2 separate regions of the Homo sapiens genome follow, and region 2 is linked to region 1. A link is a contact called in ENCODE Hi-C or POLR2A ChIA-PET data. All regions are on one chromosome and are shown on one strand. The core of a region is the stretch at or near the end of the contact, and the rest is flanking DNA. Distances in the headings are between cores, read along the strand shown. Region 1 holds the start of SPAST (spastin). Region 2 has its middle 8.7 kb from the start of LINC01946.

Region 1 (4,659 bases), core at 1,500-3,999:
TCTTAAGAGGTGATAAAGAATGGAGCTTGCTGGGTGGGCACAGTGGCTGACACCTGTAATCCAAGCACTTGGAAGGTCGAGGCAGGCGAATCACCTGAGGTCAGGAGTTCGTGACCAGTCTGGCCAACATGGTGAAACACCATCTCTACTAAAAATACAAAAAATTAGCCAGCCGTGATAGGGCGCACCTGTGGTTCCAGCTACTCGGGAGACTGAGGCAAGAGAATCGCCTGCGTCTGGGAGGCAGAGGTTGCAGTAAGCTGAGATCACGCCACTGCACTCCAGTCTGGGTGACACAGGGAGACTCCATCTCAAAAAAAAAAAAAAAAAAGAATGGAGCAGTTAACAAAAAATTTCCTTCTACAAACACATAGTATTCTTAAATGTTAACACCCTCCTTGACCTCTCTTAACCGTCACTCTTTCCTTACTGTCCAAAACAATGAATAACTGCCTCTTTCCTTATATCCCACTTCCCACTCCCAGGCCCCACAAAGGAAACAGGTTTCAACAAGATTGAAATTCTAGAACAGTTTTTGGAGTTGGCAGTAGAGACAGACACTATGAATGAAGTGCAGATTGTTTCTGTTTTCACTAATGGACAATGCAAGTGAGTATCTAATTGAGGTGTGGTAGAAAAGTGGGTGTTTTTGGCAGAGGGAGAAGCAAGATCTCAGCATACTGGAAGTAAGGATAAAAGGGGAGAATTGTAAAAGTTAGACTTCTCCTAATTTCACTTATTTTCCATAAAAGAAATTTCATTATTAGCACAGGTTTGGAATAACCTCCTTTATCTTTTGGGCCTCATTTTCTTCATCTCTAAAATGCTGATACCAATAATACCTTCATCTCACAAAGTTATTGTGAGGATTAAATAACACTTTTCATGGTCTGGGATGGTTGCTATTTTTTTTAAAAAGAAAAAAGATAACACATGCAAAGCTAATAGCACAATGCCTGGCACATATAATAAAAAATGTTAGCTTAAGGCCAGGCGCGGTGGCTCATGCCTGTATTACCAGCACTTTGGGAGGCCGAGGCGACCCGATCACGAGGTCAGGAGATGGAGACCATCCTGGCCAACATGGTGAAATCCCTACTCTACTAAAAATACAAAAATTAGCCAGGCGTGGTGGTGCGTGCCTGTAATCCCAGCTACTCGGGAGGCTGAGGCAGGAGAATCGCTGGAACCAGGGAGTCGGAGGTTGCAGTGAGCCGAGACTGCACCATTGCACTCCAGCTTGGGCGACAGGGCGAGATTCCGTCTCAAAAAAAAAAAAAAGTTAGCTTAAAAGAAACCCGAAAGATGTAGTATCCTTGCTTTCATTCAGAAACATACATAGTTGTTTTAGGTTTTACTGTAAAGTGGTATGTTTAAGTTTACGCAATCCATTCATCAAACATTTCAACTTGGAAATTAAAGGCTACTTTGGAATACTGTTTTAATTAAAATCAAAGCAACAGGGGGAAAAGTTTTATGCTAAATATAACTTCATTGAAAAAGTATTCAGGAATCGTTGTACTGATAAAATGATTATCTTGATTAAAATGATGCAAATTCAACTGCAGTCATATGCAGCTATTTCTTTCAAAATTGTCACCATTTGTTCTTTTTTTCTGACACTACAATACTCTGCTTTCATTAAAAGCCAGTAAGGCGGCACTGCTTCTTCAATATCAAAACCTTTTGGAAACCTTGGTTCAGAGGAAGCTGCACACTCTTCACAGTGCTAGAAAGGATCAGTGTGGTCACTCTAGGACAAATGTCACTGTCATCAACACGTCTGGGTGTCTCATAGTGACCTGGGTCATGCAGAAGTGTGGGGGAAGGCTGGTGTCTGAAACAAAGTCGACAGCTACAGTGCCCTGAAAGGGGAGAGGTTTTAAGAATACTAGAAGATGAGGCTCCGACCTACGGGAAAGCAGTCTCCCGGGGCATATCAATTCCGGGGGTGCACCGTCCCCTCCCGCAGAAAAGGGACGCAGGTGTTGCCCTCCCCCGGCGACCCCACCGCCTTCTTCCCGGCGCCGCCGCCCCCTCCCCCAGCCCCCTAGTTACCTTTCTCATCCTCATCGATGCGCAGGGCAATGGAGATGTACTCGAAGGCCTGTTTGTGGAAGACTCGGACGCGCTCGGCCTCGCCGCCCGGCACCGGCGCCGGGGCCGAGGCCGAGGCAGGTGCTGGCGCGGCCCCGGAGCTCCTCTTGGCTGCCATGAGGGCGCGGGAGAAGCGCTGGCAGAGCCACACGAAGAGGAGCCCCAGGTGGAAGGCGACCAAACGCAGCAGCGCGAAGCCTACAAACAGCGGGTAGGAGAAATAGTACAGGTTCCGCTTATGCGGCGACTCGGGCGGAGGGGCCGGCCCGGCGGCGGGAGGGGCGGGGGCCAGGCAAGGGGGCGGAGGCCTGGGAGGCACCGGGTTGCTGGCGCCGCCGGAGCCTTTCTTCTTCCCTCGTCCACCCGGAGAATTCATTCACAGCTCTCACTGCCGCCGCCGCCATAACCCGCCTCCCGCAGACCGACGGGAACCAAGCGACGGCGGCAGCCACTGCTACGGCGGGGGCCACAGACCCCCGTGTGCCCGCCGGTCTCAGGAGCTCCGCACTGCCGCACGCTGCCCGCCGGCCCCGCCCCTTTCTCCTTCCTCGGCCAGGAGCACAACCCCTTCTCCTCCTGCAGTCGGTGGCTCGGGCCCCTCCCTTCCTGTCGCTGTCCTCTCCGCCGCCTGGTGGCTCCCAGCGGCGGCCGCGCACGCGCACGTCTTCCCGTGTTTTTCTCCGGCGCGCGCGCGCACGGCGCGTCTTTGTTGACCGGGGCCCCTGTACGCGTGTGCGGCCCCCGCCTCTCGGCTTTCCCACTCAACTACAGTTCCCAATGTGCAGTTCGGCTCACGTCGGCAGCCCTGGAGAGCTCCTGCCAGGAAGCCTTCGTAATCGATCCACGGAAGGGGGAATTGCGGCTTGGGGTCGCTCTGCTGGTTCGCTAGGCTCCTCTCTCAGTGTCGTCGTTTTCTTAGATTTCTTTCATCTTTTTCTGCCAGGCGACCTAAGTCTTCTCCGAAGGATAATTGGCCCATCTCAGAAGCAATGGATATCAATCTGGGAATTAAATTAGCCGGGCGTGGGGGCGCGCGCCTGTAGTCCCAGCTGGTTGGAAGGCTAAGGCCGGAGAATCGCTTGAACTCGGGAGGCAGAGGCTGCAAGTGAGCTGAGATCGCGCCACTGCACTCCAGCCTGGGCGACAGAGCGAGACTCCGTCTCCAGAAAAAATAAAATAAAAATTTAAAATCTGGGAATTATTTGAGAGGAAAGCAATTGTGAAGATAAGAAACTTCAGGTCACTGCAAACAACAGCAACAAAAATGTTAGCTCAGTGTGATGAGATCAACTAACCCAGGGGTTTAACTAAATTAGTGCATATTTAGATGTCTAATATGAAAGATAATTTATTTGAATAAGGGAAATCTTAGGTTTTGCATAGTTACCATCCCATAGTTTACTGAAGAATCTACACTTTTTTTTTAATCTACTCAGCATCCCTTCCTTTGGGAAACTACCTGCTTGTCTCTGCTCCCTGTATTCTAATGAGCTGCAAGCACAGAACCCAGACCGCAAAGGCGGAAGCAAACACTAGGTCAGTCAGATTCTCCTGGGACCTGGAATCTTGGCTGGAGACCCACCGAATAGAAAGTAACTGGAAACGAGTGCTCTTAAGAGCGGGTTTATCAATGCATCACATTGAGCTCCCCCAGAGCTGCTGGGTTCCTGACTGGTCACTTGGTTATGTAATCTATCCAATACACTAATCAGTCTGTTTCTCTGTTTCTCTCTTCCTCTCTCCTTTCCCCCTTCCTTCCTTTCGTCTTTTCCTCTCTCTCCCTCTCTCTCTATCTCCACGTCTTTTTTCTCTTCTCTTTCTCTTTTTACTTGAGTTAGCCATAATTATTTCTTGTTTCCTAAAACTAAGGAAGCCAAACTGATAAAAAGACTCCGTTATTTACAATGTGAGGTTTCCAAATGCCCCATGAGAGCTTCCAGCTTCCAAGAATCTCCACATTCTGCCACAGCTTTATTTTTTTATTTTTTGGACAGGGTTTCACTCCATTGCCCAGGCTGGAGTGCAGTGGCGCAAACAACATGACTCACTGCAACCTCCACCTCCCTGGCTCAGGTGATCCTTCCACCTCAGCCTCCCGAGTAGCTGGGATCACAGGCACACGCCACTGGGCCCGACTAATTTTTGTATTCTTTATAGAGCCAGGGTTTCACCATGTTGCCCAGGCTGGTCTCCAACTCCTGGGCTCAAGCAATCCGCCTGCCTCAGCCTTCCAAAGTGTTGGGATTACAGGCATGAGCCACCCCATCGCGCCCCCAGCTAATTTTTTTACTTTTTTGTTGAGACAGGGTCTTGCTATGTTTCCCAGGTTGGTCTTGAATTCCTGGGCTCAAGCAACCTGCCCGCCTCGGCCTCCCAAAGTGCTGGGATTACAGGCATGAGCCACAGCACCAGCCAATTTTACTTAATTATTCCCCGCCAGTACTGCCCTACAAATGTCACAGGCTATTGCAAAAATGACCTACTCCCTGTTTCCCTCTTATTGCTCCCCCTTCTCTGTGCTTATGCTAGACCCTCATTCTGAAATGCCCTCTTTCGGCCGGG
Region 2 (4,659 bases), core at 1,608-4,107, 250 kb after region 1:
TTAACGGAACTTCAATTATTATAAACTGAAATTAAGTAATTAACATGTATATGCTGTGTTGGGGGGCACTAAGGGAAAACAGATACTTGTCCTAGAAAAACATTTCTGAGAATAAACTTCCTGTGAGATAAGTTTGTGTTTCGGGTTTAAATTTTGAAGCACAAAGTTTTTTTTAATTGAAAAAAAAAAAAGAGAACATCTCCAGTGAAATAAGAATAAACCAACCAACCACAGGAACTAAGCTAGTTAATGTGCTTGTTTCTGGTGGAGCAATATGTTGTTAAAAAAAATTAAAACCATGGCTGAGCATGGTGGCTCATGCCTGTAATACCAGCACTTTTGGAGGCCAAGGCATGTGGATCACGAGGTCAAGAGATCGAGACCATCCTGGCCAACATGGTGAAACCTTGTCTCTACTAAAAATACAAAAATTAGCTGGGCGTGGTGGTGCGTGCCTGTAGTCCCAAGCTACCCAGGAGGCTGAGGCAGGAGAATTGCCTGAACCCAGGAAGCAGAGGTTGCAGTGAGCCGAGATTGTGCCACTGCACTCCAGCCTGGGTGACAGAGTGAGACTCTGTCTAAAAAAAAAAAAAATAAAATAAATAAAAAGCTCAAAACTAAACCTCCATTAAAGTAATATCCTTAGCAAATAGGATTCCTTTTACATGTAATAATTCAGTTCACTCAACAAAGCAAACACTATTGGCTTGAAACCTGCATTTTCTGTTTTCGTAACTCAGACTGCATGAAATTCTGAGAACCTTTAAAGAGGTGTAGTAATTCATCCCCTGCTGTTTGGCATAAAGTGGGTGAAAAATTGGAAATAATTTTTGTGGTGAAAACTAATGGAACAAGGTTAGAAATAATAAATTATATAGAAGCATATATTACCTCTTTAAATGGATGTCCTGGCTGCAGATCCTTTGAGATTCTTTCAGCTTTTCCTGCTGCCTACCTGAGAAGGCCTAATGATCATTTCTAAGGACTGCTCAGTTTTTGGATTCATATATGGATGCAGCAAGGAGAAATTAGTTCATTATTTCAGATAAGCACCAGGCACTTGTGGGAAAAGCCCAATAGGGTTAGAATTTCCACTTTCTTGAATTATTTACATTAATTATGGTAATAAAGAAATGATTATTGAAATCTGAAGACTTCAGAACAGATTTAACATTAAGGCTAATTAAAGTATTGATATGGACAGGAGGCAGGGAAATACTGGGTAGAAGAAGGTGGGGTCCCTGGAGAGGGCTTCATCCTCAGGCCTGGACCCATGGCCCTAAATGAAAACATGCATTCCTGTTTTCCTGCCCAAATGTTGCCTTTTCCAAAATGACCCTGGCCCACCAAGCCCCCCATTCTGTACTCATAAAAGGCCCAAGCTCCACTGGCAGAGGAGCAGAGTGGCATGGCAGAGGAGGAGAGAAGAGAAGAAGCATCTGAACGTTGAGAAGAAGCATCTGAACGTTGAGAGGAGTTCAGTTGGGGATGGTTGGGAGGCACCCTGGCTCCTGCGCCTGCTCACCTGTGTGCTCCCCCTCCCGCAAGGGGAAGGTGAAGACTATCTTCCTACTCCATCCACTTTCTAGCTCCCCATCCTGCTGAGAGCCACTTCCATTGCTCAATAAAATCTTCTGCATACACCATCCTTTGATCCGTTCGTATGACCTGATTCTTCCTGGATGCCAGACAAGAATTCGAGATGCATTGGGTGTGGGGACCCAAAAAGGCTGTCACACTGACTCTTCACTGAGCTGTTCAGCACTTAAGCCATCCGTGGATGGGAAAGCTAAAAGAGCATTGTTTGTAACACATGCTTTCTGGGGCTCCAGAGGTCGCGGGCAACTCCTAGATGCTGCTGTGGGCTGGCTGGTGGCCAAAGGCACTTGCCCTGGCTCTTGCACCTGCTCACCTGTGTGCTCCCCTTTCCACAAGGGGTTCGAGGGTGGTAGCTGAGTAAAATGAGCCACACCAGTGTTGCAAGTCCCAGGAAGGGGTCAAGGGATCTCTCCCATCTCAGCGTTTTATCCAAAGTCTTTAAAAAGAAGTGGGTTGGATTTTATATCTATGACTTAATAGTATTTAGGGGAGAATAAGAACCCCCTGAATATAACTGACCAAACAAAAACCCAAACTCACAAAAATGAAAACACTCTATATACCAAATACAGAATTCTATGTTAACTGGTTTTGTAAGATGTCAGAAAGACCTGTGTTCTAATTTCTGTTCTGATTCAGTTGTTTAACTTTGGACAGCTTGATAGTCTCTCAGAGCCTCTGCTCCTCACTAAAAGAGGGAGTATAATATTTTACCAATAGAGATGTGGTGAGGAGTGAGAGAAGTGATCTCTGGGAGAGTGCCTGGACCACATGATTCATAAATGATTATTTAGGGCCCTCTTCTTTACCTTGAAGAATAGCCAGGGTTGACAGTTTAGGGTGCAGACACACAATTTGTTTCAGTGCTTAAGCCAAGTCCCATCTCCTCTTTACTCCTTCTGCTCCTGTACCCTCTCCTGCAGTGTGAATGAGAGAAGTTCTCTTCTTTTGATATACAGGTTTGGATAGAAGTAGCCAGGAGAGTGACCTGTCTGTCTTCTTTCTTGCTGTCCTGTGTCCTTGGTCTTGTTTACAGAAGGCTGTAGCCTCAGTGCTCTGGCCAAGCCAGGCTCTAGTGTTGAGTCATCATGACTGAGATAACATGGGGTGAGTTGACAAGCTATGTGGGGTGCTCAGAGCTGGTGTTTTCAAATTCTTTTGAACTGCTTTAGAGAGGGCACCAGCCTTGGTTTAGGCAAACTTCCTCCCCATGACAGTCAGACTTCTCCTCTAACCTTCTAGATGTCCTACGCTCTGTCAGGGCAAGGAGTGTGGTCCGGATGTCTGATTCTAAGAGGAAGTGCTTCTGTTCTTGCTTTCAGTTCTGATTCTGTCTTTAAACTTCAGGTTTTCTTTTTCCAGGGGGATTTAAATTATGTTACAAGCTTGCTGTAGGCCAAATGCTTTATATCCATTAACCCACTTAATTCTTACAATGGCCCTGCAAGATCTCATTTTACAGATGAGAAAATTGAGACTTTAATAGCTATTAGGACTTGTGCAAAGCAACATAGTGATAGTACTATTGAAGCCCAGATATGTTTTACTTGAAAGCTATTAAATATTTTCTCTCTCAATTGTATTTACCTTCTTCCCCCTTAATGCCACAGCCCCACAGGAGAGGTATCCTGGCCTGGGGCAAGTACTAATTTAAAGGATTAATTTGCCCAGTAAATCCCGAGATGGGTTCTCTTTCTCTAATGGTCTCATCCCTAAGATGTCATTATAAAAACTTTGCCAGCTGGGAAAAGATGCAAAGGACTCCATAGCATCAATGAGTACAGCATGTGCTCATAAAACTGGTGCTTTAAAAACAGCTACATTTTACTGAGAGAATTAAATAACCAAAAATCAAGGCCAAGTCTTGCAATTAAACAACTGGAGCTGCATTAATTATCTATGAACGGTATTCTGACGAGGTCTTTGGTTCTAAGATTTTGAAGGAAGCAAGAAGAGTACAGTATTCAGTGTTCTATGAGACAGAAGATCCGGTCTTCTCAAGTTAGAAGGTCTTTTTGGGAAAAGTTATGATAACTGAATTATTTTATTGTTTTGCTATTTAAAAAGCTCTTTTAAGCCTACAGAGCAGAACAAGCTGGCTCATCTCTGAGCACCAGGGCTAGATCAAAAGTGCATCAACTTTTTTGAAACCAAAACCAAAACAAACATAAATGATATTTCTTCTAAAATTGAAAAATAAAAATTAATGGGGAATAGTCTGGAAGATGGGGTAAAAAGAAGGACAATTGGATTTTTTTTTTTTTTTTTGGAAACAGTTTTACTTTGTTGCCCAGGCTGGAGTGCAGTGGCACGATCTCGGCTCACTGCAACCTCTGCCTCCTGGGTTCAAGCAATTCTCATGCCTCAGGCTCCTGGGTAGCTGGGATTACAGGCGCCTGCCACCATGCCTGGCTGTTTTTTTCTTTTTTTTGCATTTTAGTAGAGATGGGGTTTCACCATGTTGGCCAGGTTCGTCTTGAACTCCTGAGCTCAGGCAATCTGCCCGTCTCAGCCTCCCAAAGTGCTAGGATTACAGGTGTGAGCCACTGCACCCAGCCAGATTTTTTAAGAATTGAACTTTCGTTCAGAATTTGAACTCAGTGTTAATTGAATCTGTTTGAACTTTCATTCAAATGTAAAGGTCTGGTCCCAGGACTAGAAGAGTTACTGTAACATTATACGAGAGACTCTCCTCTGTTATTCACATTTAAGTTTAGCAATTGGTGCAACGGTATTCTCTTGCTAGTCTGAATGGATGTAGAAGCGTGCATGGACAGACAGTGAGTATAAACTGTTAGCCTCACCCAGAAATAATCTTAGAACTCACTGCAACAGATACAAATCTTATCTAACAAAACATTTGGGGCTTAAGGTGGCTTTTTAATTTCAAGCAGTATTCAACATGGCATACTTTTATTGTCTTAGAATTTATTTATTCTTTTAGATGTTTAAAACATTGAACAGATGAGAACACTGAGGCCCAATATGACAACACAAACCCCTCTAGTTGGCTAACTTTAGCTGTGGGTTTAATCTGTGACTGTCAAGTAACTTGATTCT

Evidence for each region. Hi-C counts contacts between places; a loop is a spot of excess contacts on that map. ChIA-PET counts read pairs that join two places held with the same protein, here RNA polymerase II (POLR2A). Pooled maps may share reads with other maps.
Region 2: a loop to region 1 is called in a map with no recorded cell type, with 8 times the contacts of the local background. The contact joins the enhancer-like site here to the promoter of SPAST in region 1. A Hi-C loop is called at or near these places in 3 of 37 single-sample maps with no recorded cell type and 5 of 50 pooled maps. POLR2A ChIA-PET finds 5 or more read pairs at or near these places in 6 of 52 experiments (GM12878, HEK293, T-cell and 3 more).

What each region holds. Positions count from the first base shown.
Region 1 is chr2:32,061,646-32,066,304 of GRCh38, reverse strand. SPAST (spastin) reads right to left here and starts at 2,749. Exons shown (of 17, transcript NM_014946.4): 1 at 2,059-2,749. The coding sequence starts at 2,473. RefSeq lists silencers at 1,886-2,015, 2,046-2,465, 2,526-2,665 and enhancers at 2,037-2,837, 2,886-2,955.
Region 2 is chr2:31,810,394-31,815,052 of GRCh38, reverse strand. No RefSeq gene overlaps it. Among named protein-coding and RNA genes, the nearest start is that of LINC01946, 8.7 kb to the right of the region's middle. RefSeq lists a silencer at 2,737-2,816. Within about 2 kb of position 2,857, at least 10 of the 41 ENCODE cell types and tissues checked have a DNase peak (open chromatin) inside an H3K27ac peak, as active enhancers do.